Linked DNA regions of Homo sapiens: region 2 is linked to region 1. The links are chromatin contacts, found by Hi-C or POLR2A ChIA-PET in ENCODE. All regions are on one chromosome and are shown on one strand. Each heading gives the region's core, a stretch centred on a gene start or an enhancer-like site at or near the end of the contact. The rest is flanking DNA. Distances are from core to core; before and after follow the strand shown. Region 1 has its middle 140 kb from the start of SMIM23. Region 2 overlaps LOC105377721 (a long non-coding RNA gene).

What was found. A loop is a pair of places that touch in the nucleus more often than their neighbours do. ChIA-PET counts read pairs that join two places held with the same protein, here RNA polymerase II (POLR2A). Pooled maps may share reads with other maps.
Region 2: a loop to region 1 is called in a map of vagina, with 2.4 times the contacts of the local background. The contact joins two enhancer-like sites. A Hi-C loop is called at or near these places in 3 of 168 maps with a recorded cell type or tissue (endothelial cell of umbilical vein, mammary epithelial cell and vagina) and 2 of 50 pooled maps. POLR2A ChIA-PET finds 5 or more read pairs at or near these places in 2 of 52 experiments (Panc1 and activated naive CD4-positive, alpha-beta T cell).

Annotation. Positions count from the first base shown.
Region 1 is chr5:171,638,619-171,643,360 of GRCh38, reverse strand. No RefSeq gene overlaps it. Among named protein-coding and RNA genes, the nearest start is that of SMIM23, 140 kb to the left of the region's middle. Within about 2 kb of position 2,585, at least 3 of the 41 ENCODE cell types and tissues checked have a DNase peak (open chromatin) inside an H3K27ac peak, as active enhancers do.
Region 2 is chr5:171,481,751-171,486,492 of GRCh38, reverse strand. All of the region lies in intron 2 of LOC105377721 (a long non-coding RNA gene), which reads left to right. Among named protein-coding and RNA genes, the nearest start is that of FGF18, 64 kb to the right of the region's middle. Within about 2 kb of position 2,537, at least 6 of the 41 ENCODE cell types and tissues checked have a DNase peak (open chromatin) inside an H3K27ac peak, as active enhancers do.

The DNA of each region.
Region 1 (4,742 bases), core at 1,336-3,835:
GCTAACTCTTGGAGACCAGGAGGATGGGGTAGTTTCTACTGCCATTTTGCAGGCAGGTAGACTGAGCCTTGGAAAGGTAAAGTGACTTTTCCAGGGGTCCTCGGTTGATTGGCATGAGGGCAGAGGCTAGAACCCATGTTTCCGTGCCTTACTATGGATGTGGGTATCATCACCTGAGTGGGAGACTATAGAGAGGAGAGGTTTTCAGAGTGACACTGCAGGTAATTTTTTAAAAGTCTAATCTTGTTTTGTCAGTTGCAGACATCATTTATTTGACCTTTGACCCCAGTTTCCACATCCGCCAAATGGAGATAATAATTGCTGCAGGATTCAACGTCAGAAAAGGAAAGAAGTTGGATTTTAAACAATTCTGAATTTAAAAAACAGCAACCATTCCATAGACCCTGTAAGAGACATTACTAGTGCTCACGAATGGCTTGCTTGTCTCTCTGTCCAGGTGCGGGAAAGTCTGCATCTCCAGCCTGCTTGGCTCAGCAGGGCCAGGGGACTTGCTTTGACCAATGGGTGTGAGCAGAAGTTACAAATGTCACTTCAAAAGCATTTAATTGCTGGCTTGAGAACCCCCTCTTTCTCTCTCTTCGTCTTTGGCATTGACTGAGAAGACTTCCTGTTCCAGATGATGATGTAGAAGATGGTGGAATGTCCTTCCACCGGGATTGTGGAGCTGTTGCATAGAGAACAGTTGCCCTGTTCTCTGGCCTAGACCCAGAACACACTCTGCATGGTGAAAATGCAAGCTTTCTGTGAGAGCCACTGAGATTTGGGAGTATCTGTTACTGCAGCATAACCTAACTTACTGCAGTTAATAGTCACTATAATGTGGGCATGTAAGTTAAGGAAGAGTCTCTCAAAATGACTCAAATTAGTTTGCTTCCAGATTACCCATGGCGATGAGGGACACAGCCTACTTACCTGCTAAAAAACCCTTTGCCCTGCCTTTCCTGGCCTTGTTTTCTGGCCTGGTCTTCTCCTCCAAGCCTGGGGCAGACTTCTGCTGAGTCCTTTCTGATTCCTGCTCACAGAAGGGAGACCTTCTGGGGTCTGGGGAGTTTTCATGTCCTACCCATGACCTCCTACCCACCCCATGTACTCCTGCACCTGCTCAGGCCTCAGTACCCCTCACCTGGACCACAAAACTCCTCTCTGGCCTCCTTGTTCCAAGTCCTCCCCTTCCTGTCCATTCTCCACACTGCCCTTTGGTGGTTTGTCCAAAACACTACAGTAATTAGGTCACTCACTGCCTAGAACCCTCCATGGCTCCCTTTTGCCCTCAGGATAAAGACCAAGTTCCATAACTGAGCTCTTCTGGATCTCATGCCTTCAAAACTTAGTTGAAATGTTCCCTCTTCCCTGACTGTTTGCACTCTCACACACAGTTTTGTAATTTCATTGTTTACACATCAATATCCCCCACTAGACTGTAGGCAACTTCAAGGGCAACATGAGTGTTGAGTCCAGAATTTGATCATAGTAGGCAATGAAGGAATGTTTGTTGAGTAGATAAATAAATAAATTATCTAAATTGAGTTCTAGTTCTTCTGTCAACTGAGTGTATGATTCTGGGCAGTTTATTTCTCCCTCTGAGACTCAATTTCCTCATCTGTAGATTAGGGTGAATAAGGTTTTCCTTGCCTATTACATTAGCTATAGTTTTTAAACTCCAGGCCCTTTTGGAGGACAGAATATTTGCAATTCCAGGGGATGTGGGACCACAGCATACCATGTCTGAGGATTTTGGGGGAGAGTAATGAGATAATTGATGCAAAAATGCTTTGGAGCCTGTACAAAGTTAATGGATTGTTGTTCAGACCCAGTCCCTGCCTTTGGAGCTTACATTCTAGAAGGGAGATAGAAACACATGGGGTGCATTCTCTTATCACCCACCCTAGTCCATGGCAGGTATTACAAATCATTCACTGCACTTTAAGCAGGCATCTCCAATTGATTCATATCGAACTGGGAGATACAATCTATTTGCCATTCTGGCTACAGAAGGAGAAACAATCTTTCCAATCCCAGACAACCATGTTAAGTGCCTCATTGACCCCAGAGAATCAAAACCTCAGCCTCTGTTTATTGAGCACTGGCTTCAAGCCTGGTCCTCTCCCCACATAATCTCTTCCAATCTTCATGACGATCCTGCAAGTCAGAGACTATTTACTCCCATTCTCCCCTTTCACAGACCAATCTCTGAGACCAATACCTGGGGCTGCTGACCCCAGTCCACCCATTTGAGCCTGGGTCTGTCTCCAAAGGACACGCTCTTGCCACCCTTCCACACTACCTCTCTCAAACAGGAGTGCAGCAGGTCAGGCACGGGCCACAGATATCAGTGGAGCCATCCACAGGGCTGTAGAGAGAACTAACACCCAGCTACACCTTTTCCGGCAGGAATTTTTTGTTCCTGCTGTATTCAGAGGGCCTGCCAGGACTGGAGTCTGTCTGTTGGGAAAGGCGGCTCATGCTATTTTGATATTGAACCCATGTCCACGGGCCCAGTGATGGACAAGCCTTTTACACATCTCACAAATAAAACTCACAGAGTCATTTTCAGCTTGGCCCGAGCTGTGGGCACAGCCCCAGAGGACTTGGCTCTGCTAATTCTCTCATCAGCCTAATAGGAGAACAATTATCACAGTCAGGATACAAATTTAGCTCCAGACACTTCTCTGGGAACTCAGAGGGCTTGTGACTTATGGCTTCATTTTAAAGAGGAGCAGATTGTTGACATGAACTCTGGGTAGTTCTCATTTTTCTCGAGGAACTAAGCTGTACTTGCTGTTAATGGTAGAATCATTAGGTCATGGCTGAGGTCCACAAGAGGATAGGAAACCCAGCAGCTTGGATGTAGGCTGAGCTCTCTATAATTAACCTAATAGCCTGTTTATTTGACTATCTCAATTACAGACTCATTTAAATAGCATTAAAAATAAAAGATGAGCCCCAGGAGCAGCAGAAGAAACATAAGGATGCTCTTTTGTCCAAGATTTCATAGGACACTATTTGAATGCATAAAAAGCCACTGATAGAGCAGCCACCAGGAAAACTTTCTTTAAAAAACTTTAAATTGAGGCAAAAAAAATGCAAACATGAGCAAGACTGAGCACCCGCAGGCATGTTTTATAGCGAAGTCAAATGATCAGGGTTTGGATGTCAGCTCTGCCAGGGGTTGGATGAAACTTGTGCGAGTCATCTAATCTCTGGAAACCTCACTCTCCCCCTTGGAGGATCCATGGAAAGGGGTCAGCTGATATGGATTACCATCATAGCTAACACATCTTGAGCATTTATGTGCCAGGCATTGTTATACACCCTTTATTTACAGTAACTCATTTAGCTCTTACAGTTCCACGATGAAATAAGTGGTATTATCATCTTCCATTTTACAGACGAGGAAGCCGAGGCACAGAATAGTTAAGTGACAAAACAATGCTCAAGGTACCAGTGTGTGGAGTGTGGAAGCTGGGATTTGAAAGCAGGCAACCTGGCCCCAAAGTCTATGTGCATAACCTCTAGTCTACCCTGCCCTGGGAAGAACCTGCACCACCAGAGGCCTTCAAAACATGATTAAGTTGAATCTATTTCTTTTTCTTTGTGTTGCAAGCGTGGCTTTCCGATGGTTGTGCACATTTTTCTATCTGATATAAATAGCTTTTTTATTTTTCTCCCTCTGTCCCCGCTCCAAATATCAGTCAATACTGGAGAGAAAATAACTGTTTCTGGTTCATGGTGACAAGGTCAAGGCTCCTTTGGAGAATGCTTGTTGGTGCTGTCTCCGTCCTGGGCTGAGAAATCACGGCATTTATTTTAAGCTGAAACTTTCTTATATTTAAAGCTTGTCATCAGGCTGAAGTTTGTTTATTGCATTCCATAATTATGATGAATATATTTTAAATAGAAAAAGATTTGAAATGTAGGACAGCTGCAAAAAATATGGTGTCAATCACTGAGAATCAGCCCACATCTGGAGTTAGAACTTGGGTGGGAATGGCTTGTTTTGCATTTTTATGACCAGATGCATCCAGATTAGATGTACCTTATAAACTTCACCCAGACAACTGTCAGGGCCAATCAGCCTTAATTGAATGCGACATTTTCTCCACCAATCCGCCCTGAGCCCAGGCCAAGAATCCCCCCTGTATCACGCACAGGCCCTGTGTGAGCTCTGCTCGCTGTGCACATCGGATCTGTCAAACACAGGCCAAATTAAATACTGGACTTCATTCCACAATGACTTCCAATTAGGGCAGAATGAAGTCCGGAGGGCTTTGAATGCCCCCCTTGGCCCTGTTACTTGGAGACACAATCAGTGGAAAAAGGGGAGCCAAGAGGTCTGCTGCACCCCCATGCTGTGCCCTGTGCATTGTGCACTTAATATGTGCCAGCCTCATGCATTGAGCACTTACTGTATGCCAGTGATCACGCCTGGCCCCTTACATACACCCTCCCTCTTAGTCCTTCCAACAGCCCTGCAAGGTGAACACGACGCTCCCACTTGACAGGCCAGGAAATGGAGGTTCAGAGAGATGAATGGAGGTTCTGGCCCAAGTTTGCAGGCCAGGAAAGCTTGAATATTCTCATCAGCCACCTTCATTTGGCTAATGGTGGTTGTCAAACTCCCATGGGGACATTCAGACGCATGGGAGGGCATTTTGGTTTGTTCCAATGACTGGAAGGGCATTACTGGCTTCAGTGCCAGGGACCCGGGAATGCTAAACCTC
Region 2 (4,742 bases), core at 1,288-3,787, 160 kb after region 1:
ATGTGGGACCTTTGAGTCCAGCCAACCAGGGTTCAAATCCCAGCTGCGACACTTCGCAGCTGGACGACCCTGAACATGCCACTTAGCCTCTCTGAGGCTCTGTTTTATGCATCCTCATAGAGGGGTGAAAGCACTGTGGCCTTGGGGACTCTTGGGCTCCTGTACCCCCCACCTCCTCAGCTTCCACCCACTTTTATCCCTTAAATATTGGGATTCTAGAAACGATTCTTCTAAAGAAAGAGAAGCAGCAGAATGCGGAAGTTAAGTCACAAGCTCCAGAGTGCCTACCTTGCAGGGCTGCTGTATGGATTCAGAGTGATCATGCTGAGCCCTGGGCCTGGTCCCCACTAAGTGCTTCACACACATTATTGGTTCCCATGTCCCCAGCCCCAGCGGGACCCACCTGACAGTGTTCCCCCACTGCAGGATATGTCTTGTACATACTGCAGCTACATTTAATTCCCCCAGCATCACTGCAGAAGTCAGACAATTGCAGAGATTCGACTCCTACAAAAGAACAAGGTGAATCCCAGGTGGGACCTGGGTAGGAATTCACTGCATTACACAGAAACAGGACTTCGCATGGTACGGAGACCATATCCCCCCCTAGTGCTCCCAAGCTAGACACACAGCCAGGGGGTCATTGATTCAACTCACATGACCACAGTCTGCTCCAGGACCCAGGATCCTACCCAGGAGGGGGTTTGGGACTGCACACTACTCAGAGGTGAGAAAAGGGCCTCTTGTTTACTATGGCTTGGGGGAAAGACTGATGGAGATTTAGGGGACCCACATGTCCATCCCCCAAGCCACCCCTCGGCTGCCACTGCCTATGACAGCCGACATGTCCCAGAGTCTCTAGTCAGGGTGGAAGTCTCTTCATCAGGGATATAAGGTTCTCTGCCCAGTTGCTGAGGCCAAAGATTAAAGCATCTACCCCTGTCACCTGAGGCCTGGACCTTATCTCAAAGTCAAGGTAGCACCCACAGAGGGAGCAAGTAGTGGTCTGGGGGCTCTACCCCTAACCAGCTCTGGGCCCGTGGGCAAGTCCCTGCTCCTGTCTGGGGCTTGGAGAGGGGGGCATTCGATCAGGGCTTTTCAAACTGGCCTGGAAAGCTTCAGGCTCCTGTACCCCCACCTCCTCTGCTTCCACCCACTTTTATCTCTTAAATGTTGGGATTCTGGATAAGATTCTTCTAAAGGAGAAAAGCAGCAGAATGCAGAAGTTAAGTCACAAGCTCCAGAGGCAAAGAGACCTGGGTTCAAATGAGCAAGGTTGGGCAAGACACTTCACCTCATTGATCCTCAGTCTCCCCATCTGTAACAGAAATAATACTGGAACATACCCCCGTTTGGGTTGTTCCTAGTATTAGGGGAGATTGTGTATATAGAACTCTTGGTATTGTGTTTGCCACATGGTGAGTGCTCTATGGATGTAACCTACCATTATCATTATTTTGAAAAGCTGCCGAATTTTGTGAAGGTTTACAAACGTTTCCTTTGGTGGTCTCTGATCTCATCAATCCTAGCCTCCACCTTCAGCTCCCATCCCAGCCATCCTCCCCACTGCAGTGGCTGACTCTGGGTGCCATGAGGCCTCTGCATTGGGCCTGGGACTCCACTGCTTAGACCTGGTTGCTGGTCCCAGCTCTGTCACTGACCAGCTGGGTGGTCTTGGGTGAGTCATTTTACTTCTCCAGACCTCGGTCTTGTCATCTGTTAAGTGGGAATGATGTCACTGTATACCTTCTAGGGGTGTTGTAGGGATTAGTACAGCACCTGACACATAATAAATGCTCAATAATTGCTGTAACGATTACGTTTAGTTGGGGTAGGCCGTTTGGGTTTTATTTTTTTAATCAAGTTGTGGGGGGGTGGGCGCCCTCTAGTGGTGAAGCCCCACCTGGTGGGGGGTGCCTCAGCCTTTAGCCTGGGTGGGGAGGATAGTGAAGGAAGGACCTGTGGACTCACATATTAGACGGGGACCTTCTTGGAACCAGGGGTGTGTTCCAACCTAGGGCTACCACAGCCGACCCTGGGACCAGTGATCTGTACGCTGGCTTGGCAGGGAGGGCAGAGAAGGAAGCTCTGGCTTAGACCCCTGGGTAAACATCTCTGCAAAGAAGGAAGAGACAGTGGCCACCATAGAGAGAGAAGACAGGCATGAGAGGGTGCAGAGGCAGTTCTCATTCTCCCCTCTTCTATTGCTAGACACACCCTCACTACCATCCTCCCAGTCCATTTTACGGATGGAAAAACCGAGGCCCACAGAGGTAAAGGCGCTCTCCTGCGGTCACACAGGACATCCAAGGCAGAACGCATGCCAGCACCTGAGCTCCAGGTCCAGTGCTCTCTGCTCCACACTACAAGGTCAGCTTAGCCAAGCCAGGTGACGGGAAGCAGAGGACATTTCATTGAATCATACAGTGAAATTTCGAAGAAGGGGAAAAAAGCAGCAGGCGGAGTTCCCAGGGCTGGAGCCCTGCCCAGCTAGTCCCAGAGCTCAGGGAGGGTGGGAATGACGCAGCCTGGGCCCATAGCGGTCTCAGGAGCACCATTCGCCGGGAATCTGCAGGCAACGGCAGCCAGAAGGGCTGCAGAGGCTCTGGGAAGGACGGCTGAGCCGGCGGCGGCCCAGGCTGACTCCACAGGGACGCCAGGATTCCCTCCATCACAGAATCCAAGAGGACCCCCACCTATCCCCAACCCCCACACACACAAACACAGAGAATAGCCCAGGCCCAGCAGAGCGGACGGGCAACAGAAGCCTCCTCTGCAAGGAAGGGGTCAGCCTGGAGCAGAGAAATCCCCGCAGACCCATGAGAGGGGCGGCCACGAGCAGGAGTCCAGGCCCAGCTGTGGGCCGGGGCTGAGGCCGAGGGTTGGAGGCTGTGGACACGGCCAGCTCCCTTCCCTACTCAGACAGGCTCCCTTCCTGTCCTCCAACCTGGGAGGCCTTGCCTGCTATGTGTCCGAAAAGCTTTCTCACGAGTTATAGCTCAGCTGAGACTCACAATGCCTCTGTCGGATCATCCCAACCTACAGGCGAGGAAGCTGAGGCTCCATGCGAGGAAGGGGCTGCAGGCTTTCAGAGCCATTCCCACCCAGCATGACTGTCTGACATCACCCCCTTTGACATCCTGAGATCTGCAGCATTAGGCCAGGGGAAGGAGGGCATGGATCTGGTCAGCCACTGGCCCCCAGGACCCTAGTAAAATGCTATCCCCTACCCCAGCACTTAGCAGCTCCCGAGCCCCAGTGATCACGCACTCCCAGGGCAAGATGTGGAAGGAGGTGGTGCATGATGACACAAAGAAAGCAGGCTTTGGCTCAGCTGGACCTGAGTTCAAATCCTGGCTCTGCTGTATATTTTCTGGGTGACCTTGGACATGTCATTTGCCTCTCAGCTACCCAGTTTTCTGAGCTGACAGAAAAGCATAGTATCCTCTGCACATGCCGTTCGTAGTAAAAGTAAGAGCTACCGTTTATTGCACCCTTTAAGATCAGGTCCTGTTCTCATCACTGTCGCTGCTTTAGATGATCTAAGCCTTTCAACAATGCCCCAATATATTATTACTCATAGCTCCATTTGCAGAGAGGAAACAGAAATATCTAGGAATAGGCAGAGCGAGGATTTGAACTCAGCCTGTCTGGTCCCTAAATACTAAGTTACGGTGTCCATTTATCACATAGGAAAAGCACATCACAGATGTCAGATGTGCTATGGGGCTGGAAAGTTTGGGATGAGTGGAGATGGCAAGGTTCAGAAACAGATTGACCAAGGAGTGCCCGTCTCTGCCAGGATCCATTTGGACCAAGCTCATACCCTGGGTTGGGAAGAGCTCCGGTTGTACTCTGGGGTCTCAGCTCACAGCTCCAGCCCGGTCCCTTCATCAAATCATCTACTTCTCAGTAGTCACTGAGGCTCTCTTTTGGGCCAGGCCCAGGACTGGACACGCAGGCCAAGGCAGATGAGGGGCCCAACCCCACAGCCCCCTCATGTGGGAGGAGGCCTTTCTAGATGCCATGATGGTGAGGAGGCAGGAAACCAGGGCATCTCTATGGTAGGTGGACTCACTGCCTGATGGAAAGAAGCTCTGCTCCCAGGGCTGAGAGGCCAAGCTCTCCCGGGGCCCCTCCCTGCCCAGGAGCTGCCACTTTAAGAAGCCTGGCTGGCCCCTTTAAGGAGCAATGGAGTGAGGCTATTTCCCACTGTGTGCCCCCTCCAGCTGCAACTAGAAGACTCCTGGCTTTCACACCCAGGCTGAGCTGGGGATAGGGAGCCCCCTGCTCCTCCCTTGACCTCCTGGCCACCCCTTGACCCACCGCAGCCCAAAGTTCCCATGCCTTCATGCCTTGGTCCCAGAACCTCAGTGGCCCCCATCATCCCATCCGCTCTTGATCTGTTCCCTGGCTGGGACTCCTGGCTGGGGCTGCACAGCCCTTCCCTTCCCACTCCGTGCTTGGCAGAGGGGTGAGTGTCTGTTCTCGAGCTGGGCCCAGGGGGCTGGCCGAGGCCAGCGAGTGGAAAGGGAGGTGGAGGGCAGGGCTGTCTAAAAGGAACCCCCTTTTCCAAGGAGCCAGCTCCACCCACCACAGGGATGTGGGATGAGAGCAGTCAGAAAGGGGGACCGGCCCAAAGTGAGTGCTGGAGAGCATCTATCTGCACAGAAGACTGAAGAAAGTGGTTAGGCTTCTGGGAGAACTGATTAACCAAGGAGAATCCAGACTCCTGCAAGAAC